2 separate regions of the Homo sapiens genome follow, and region 2 is linked to region 1. A link is a loop called in an ENCODE intact Hi-C map of the cell type or tissue named here. Cell type or tissue: PC-9. All regions are shown on one strand. Each heading gives the region's core, and the rest is flanking DNA. Links, peaks and the distances in the headings are about the cores only.

The links. Hi-C counts contacts between places; a loop is a spot of excess contacts. Peaks named below come from ENCODE experiments on the same cell type or tissue, not always from the same donor. Only the 100,000 strongest peaks of a DNase experiment are listed, where the experiment ranks them.
Region 2: a loop joins it to region 1, with 8 times the contacts of the local background. A loop is called at or near these places in 2 of 110 quality-filtered maps.

The regions. Positions count from the first base shown.
Region 1 is chr19:16,713,344-16,716,250 of GRCh38, reverse strand. No RefSeq gene overlaps it. Among named protein-coding and RNA genes, the nearest start is that of NWD1, 5.0 kb to the left of the region's middle. In PC-9, for the core only: CTCF peaks have their summits at 1,141 and 1,349 (motif pointing left); no DNase peak of the experiment used is centred there.
Region 2 is chr19:16,563,402-16,566,308 of GRCh38, reverse strand. All of the region lies in intron 4 of SLC35E1 (solute carrier family 35 member E1), which reads left to right. Among named protein-coding and RNA genes, the nearest start is that of SLC35E1, 7.6 kb to the left of the region's middle. In PC-9, for the core only: a CTCF peak has its summit at 1,237; a DNase peak (open chromatin) is centred at 1,268; H3K27ac peaks cover 662 bases.

The DNA.
Region 1 (2,907 bases), core at 187-2,686:
GCAGTGAGCTGAGATCACACCACTGCACTCCAGCCTGGGGGACAGAGCAAGACTGTCTCAAAAAAAAAAAAAAATAGTGGCTGGGAATGTTGGCTGACGCCTGTAATCCCAGCATTTTGGGAGGCTGAGGCAGGTGGATTGCTTGAGCCCAGGAGTTCGAGACCAGCCTGGACAATATAGTGAGATCCCATATCTACAAAAAATAAAAATTCACCAGACTTGGTGGTGCATGCCTGTAGTCCCAGCTACTGGGCAGGCTGAGGTGGGAGGATCACTTGAGCCCAAGAGGTTGAGGCTGCAGTGAGCTATGACTGCACCACTGCACTCCAGCCTGGGTGACAGAGCAAGACCCTGTTTTAAAAAAAAAAAAAAAAATCGTGATTATCCTTATGCATTGAGTAACCACGAGCCCAGGGCTAGGGGATTTCTGTGTAGTCAACCTTAGAACCAACACAGGGGTTAGGAGTGCCAAGCTCACCCCTACAGTCAAAAATCTGCATGTAACTTTTGACTGCATGTAACACCTACTATTGACCAAAAGCCTTATTGATGACATAAATGGTCGATGAACACTGATTTTCTACATTCTATGTATTATATACTGTATTCTTGCAATAAGTAAGCTAGAGAAAAGCAAATGTCACTAAAAAAATTCTGGTGTTTTGTTTTTGTTTTGTTTTTTGTTTGTTTGTTTCATTATTTGAGATGGAGTCTCACTCTGTTGCCCAGGCTGGAGTGCAGTGGCATGACCTCAACTCACTGCAACCTCTGCCTCCTGGGTTCAAGCGATTCTCCTGCCTCAGCCTCTGAGTAGCTGGGATTACAGGCGCCCACCACCACGCCTGGCTAATTTTTGTATTTTTAGTAGAGGCAGGGTTTTGCCATGTTGGCTAGGCTGGTCTTGAACTCCTGGCCTCAGGTGATCCACCCGTCTTGGCCTCTAAAGTGCTGGGATTACAGGAGTGAGCCACTGTGCCCGTCCAAACTTCAAAGGAAGAGAAAACATATTTACTATGGATGAAGTGGAAGTGGATCATCACAAAAGTGTTCATCCTTGTCGTCTTCACCTTGAGCAGGCTAAGGAGAAGGAGAAGGAGGAAGAACAGAAGGAGGGCTTGGTCTTGCTGTCTCAGGGGTGGCAGGGGTGGAAAAAAATCCACGCCTGAGTACATCCGTACAGTTCAAACTCGTGTTGTTCAAGGGTCAACTGCACTTCCTTCGTCATCCCTGCGTGGCTAACATTATAATACCCACTTTGCAGAAGAGGAATCTAAGCTGGAAGATGTTAACAAACCCAATTAAACTGACTAAGGAGTCCTGGCTGAGCATGAGTGGGGAAGCAGCGCCCCCTCGAGGCCATCACGCGAATGACCAGAAGCAGCTTGAACCCAGGGCAGAGTCAGAGGAGAGGCTGCGGAGAGGCGCTGGACAGGGAGCAACATTGGGGGAGAGCGGTAAAAAGAGAAAAAAGCAACAAAGATAAAGAATATTTTTTCCAATTTTTTTATTGTGTCCAAATAATACATAATATTTAAATACTTTTTTTTTTTTTTTTGAGACGGAGTTTGGCTCTTGTTGCCCAGGCTGGAGTGCAATGGCGCAATCTGGGCTCACTGCAAACTCCGCCTCCCGGGTTCAAGCGATGCTCCTGCGTCAGCTTCCCGAGTAGCTGGTATTATGGGCACCCGCCACCACACCTGGCTAATTTTGTTTTTTTTTGTTGTTGTTTGTTTGTTTTTTGTTTTTTTTTATAGTAGAGACGGGGTTTCACCATGTTGCTCAGGCTGGTCTCGAACTCCTGACTTGAAGTGATCCACCCGCCTCAGCCTCCCAAAGTGCTGGGATTACAGGCATGATCCACCACACTCGGCCTTAAATACATTTTTTTAAATTATTACTATTTTTAGAGACAGGGTCTCACTCTGTCACCCAGGCTGGAGTGCAGTAGCATAGCCTTGTTCACTGCAACCTTGAACTCTTGGGCTCAAGCAACCTTCCCACCTCAGCCTCCAGAGTAGTTAGGACTGCAGGTGCACGCCACCTGCCTGGCTAATTTTTTTATTTTTTTTATTTTTATTTTTTTTTTTCGTAGAGATGGGGATCTCGATATGTTGTCCAGGCTGGTCTTGAACTCCTGGCCTTAAGCGATCTTCCTACCCCGGCCTCCCAAAGTGCTGGGACTACAGGCGTGAGCCACTGCACCTAGTGATTATTTTAAAAAATTAAAATTACTGGGCCGGGCACGGTGGCTCACGCCTGTAATCCCAGCACTTTGGGAGGCCAAGGCGGGGAGATCATGAGGCCAGCAGATTGAGACCATCCTGGCTAACAAGGCGAAACCCCATCTGTACTAAAAATACAAAAAAAAAAAAAAATTAGCCAGGTGTGGTGGCAGGCACCTGTAGTTCCAGCTACTCAGGAGGCTGAGGCAGGAGAATGACGTGAACCTGGAAGGCAGAGCTTGCAGTGAGCCAAGATCATGTCACTGGACTCCAGCCTGGGCGACAGAGCGAGACTGCGTCTCAAAGAAAAAAAAATTAAAATTAATGCAGAAACTACACAATGAATAAAATATCAAGATTTATTTATTTATTTTAATTTTTTTGACACAGGCTCTCCTTCTGTCACCCATGCTTGACTGCAGCAGCGTGAACACAGCTCACTGCTTCCTGGGGTCAAGTGATCCTCCTGCCTCAGCCTCCATACTAGCTGGCACTACAGGTGCACACCACCACACCTGACTAATTTTTAAATTTTTTGAGGAGGTGGGATCTCACTATGTTGTCCACGCTGGTCTGGAACTCCTGGCCTGAAGGGATCCTCCCACCTCAGCTTCCCAAAGTTCTGGGATTACGGGCATGAGCCACTCAGTCTGGTCTATTTGTTAATTTACTTATTTAGAGACCA
Region 2 (2,907 bases), core at 131-2,630, 150 kb after region 1:
TGCTGATAGCTGCTGTGTGTGCGCCAGTAGCGTCAAGGAAGAGAAGGTGACTCTTTCACCTCCTGACAGTATAGTCCAGATAGCACATTGACTTTTTATTTTTACTCATTTTTTATTTTAAATGTTTATTTTTTAGAGACAGAACCTCGCTCTGTTGCCAGGGCTGGAGTGCAGTGGCACAATCATGGCTCACTGCAGCCTTGACCTCAATCCGGGGCTCAAGCGATCCTCCCACAGCCTCCCGAGTAACTGGGACTGCAGGCGAATACCACCATGCCTGGCTAATTTTTTTTTGTTTGATTTTTGTTTTTTTACTGTTTTTGGAGAGACAGGGTCTCACTATGTTGCCCAGGCTGGTCCTGAACTCCTGGCGTTAAGAGATCTGCCTTGGCCTCCCAAAGTGCTGGGATTACAGATGTGAGCCACTGTGCCTTGCCAGCCCTGGAACTTTGAAAACTATGCACTGGCCAAAAAAAAAAAAAAAAAAAAAAAAAGCCGGGCGCAGTGGCTCACGCCTGTAATCCCAGCACTCTGGGAGGCCAAGGCGGGCGGATCACGAGGTCAGGAGTTTGAGACCAGCCTGGCCAATATGGTGACACCCTGTTTCTCCCAAAAATACAAAAATTAGCCAGGCATGGTGGCTCGCACCTGTAGTCCCAGCTACTTGGGAGGCTGAGGCAGAAGAATTGCTTGAACCCAGGATGTGGCGGTTGCAGTGAGCCGAGATGGTGCCACTGCACTCCAGCCTGGGTGACAGAGGGAGACTCCGTGTCAAAAAAAAAAGAAAAAAACATGCGCTGCCTGGGTGTGGTGGCTTACGCCTATAATCCCAGCACTTTGGGAGGCCAAGGTGTGTGAATCATTTGAGGTCAGGAGTTCGAGACCAGCCTGACCAATATGGTGAAATCCTGTCTCTACTAAAAATACAAAATTAGCCAGGCGTGGTGGTGCACGCCTGTAATCCCAGCCACTTGGGAGGCTGAGGTGGGAGAATCGCTTGAACCCAGGAGGCAGAGTTTGCAGTGAGCCGAGATCGCACCACTGCACTCCAGCCTGGGCAACAAGTGTGAAGCTCCGTCTCAAAAAAAAAAAAGAAAGAAAGAAAACTGTGCAGCTCAGTTCCTCCCTGGTCTCTGTTTCCATTTACTCCACGTCGAATCTTTTTGCCACCTGCAGGGTCTGCCTTCAGAGAATGTGTTATAAATGAATGCAAGTGCCTGCGGTGAGGAGGAGGCCAGTGCGATTCTTCCAGACTCGAGTTAGAAAGGAAAAGTAAATATTTATTGAGGTCTTAATGTGGTCTAGCTGGATTTGTGACATTTCTTATCTTTAATCCTTGGCTCCACCTGCTGAAGTAGTGGATATTACCTCTATTTTCCCAATCAGTAAACCATGGCTCACTTTTCTAACTTTCGTTTCACATTGATGAGCTGTAATTCTTCTGTGAAGAACTTTCCATCTTCCAGGACTAGTTTGTTACCTTGAAGTATGGTACGAGAAAGGCAGTTTAATGCTTAACTGTTCCTTTTGATGACTAATTTTCAGGATAGAGAGTTGGAGCTTACTCCAAATGTTGACCAGAGTTGAGGGTTTGTTTGGGGGTAGGGAAGGGGTTCTCTTTTTTTCTCCAGCATCATTGTGAACTTTTATGTGTTTGTCAGTTGCATGAATTATTCGTTTTCCTAGTCAAATTGTCCTGTCTTGGCCAGGCGCAGTGGCTCCAGCCTGTAATCCCAGCACTTTGGGAGGCCGAGGTGGGCAGATCACTTGAGGTCAGGAGTTCAAGACCAGCCTGGCCAACGTGGTGAAACCCCATCTCTACAGAAAATACAAAAATTTGCCAGGCATGGTGGTGCACGCCTGTAATCCCAGCTACTCAGGAGGCTGAGGCAGGAGAATTGCTTGAACCTGGAAGGCGGAGGTTGCGGTGAGCTGAGATCGTACCACTGCACTCCAGCCTGGGCGACAGAGCGAGACTCCATCTTAAAAAAAAAGAAGAAAAAAAAATTGTCCTGTCTTAGCCATTGGAGCCCTTCTGATTGGCTCCTTGCCCTTCTAGCACTGTGGGTCAGCGTTTCTCCCAGCGGGATGCCCGCCTTCACCTTGTGTACTTCCCATCCCAGAGCTGCAGTCAGCCCCTCCTTCAGGACTCCAGGTGCCGTTAGTGGGGAGCGGTATTTAGAGACACAATCCAGGTGCCATGGGTGCTTTTTGCTGCTGGGTGGTCATTGTTGTTAGGCCTTTACTGTGAAAAATTAGGAAGTACACACTTGGGGCAGCAGCAAAGAGTTCCTAGCAATTAGCGTCACTTTCAGTTGAACAGTCCAGATCTTTGCTGTTTTGAATTTCATATTTAGATCTCGTCGCTGGTATGCTTGGTTCCGCTCCTCGTTTCTTAGTTGCTTATTCTACCCGTTATTCACTGATGTTATTCTACTGTACACTCACTCATATAATTGCTTCAGAATGAGCATTCTCACAGCACAATTGCAACTGGAGTGCTGAGAAAAGGTTAGTATTTCTTTGCAGGCTGGGTGTGGTGGCTCACACCTGGAATCCCAGCACTTTAGGAGACCGAGGTAGGTGGATCCCTTGAGGCCAGGAGTTCGAAACCAGCCTGGCCAACGTGGGGAAACCCCATCTCTAGAAAAAATATAAAAATTATCTGGTGTGGTGGCGTACGCCTATAATCCTAGCTACTAGGTAGGTGGAGGTTGCAGTGAGCTGAGATCACGACACTGCACTCCAACCTGGGTGACAAAGTGAGACTGTCTCATAAAAATAAAAAAAAAGAAGAAGTCTGGTCATGATTCCTGTACTCTCCCTGTCCCCTCCCTGACCATGGATAACATTTCTTAGGCTCCTAGTTCACCTGTTCCATATTTTTGCAAATATAAGCAAATTTGC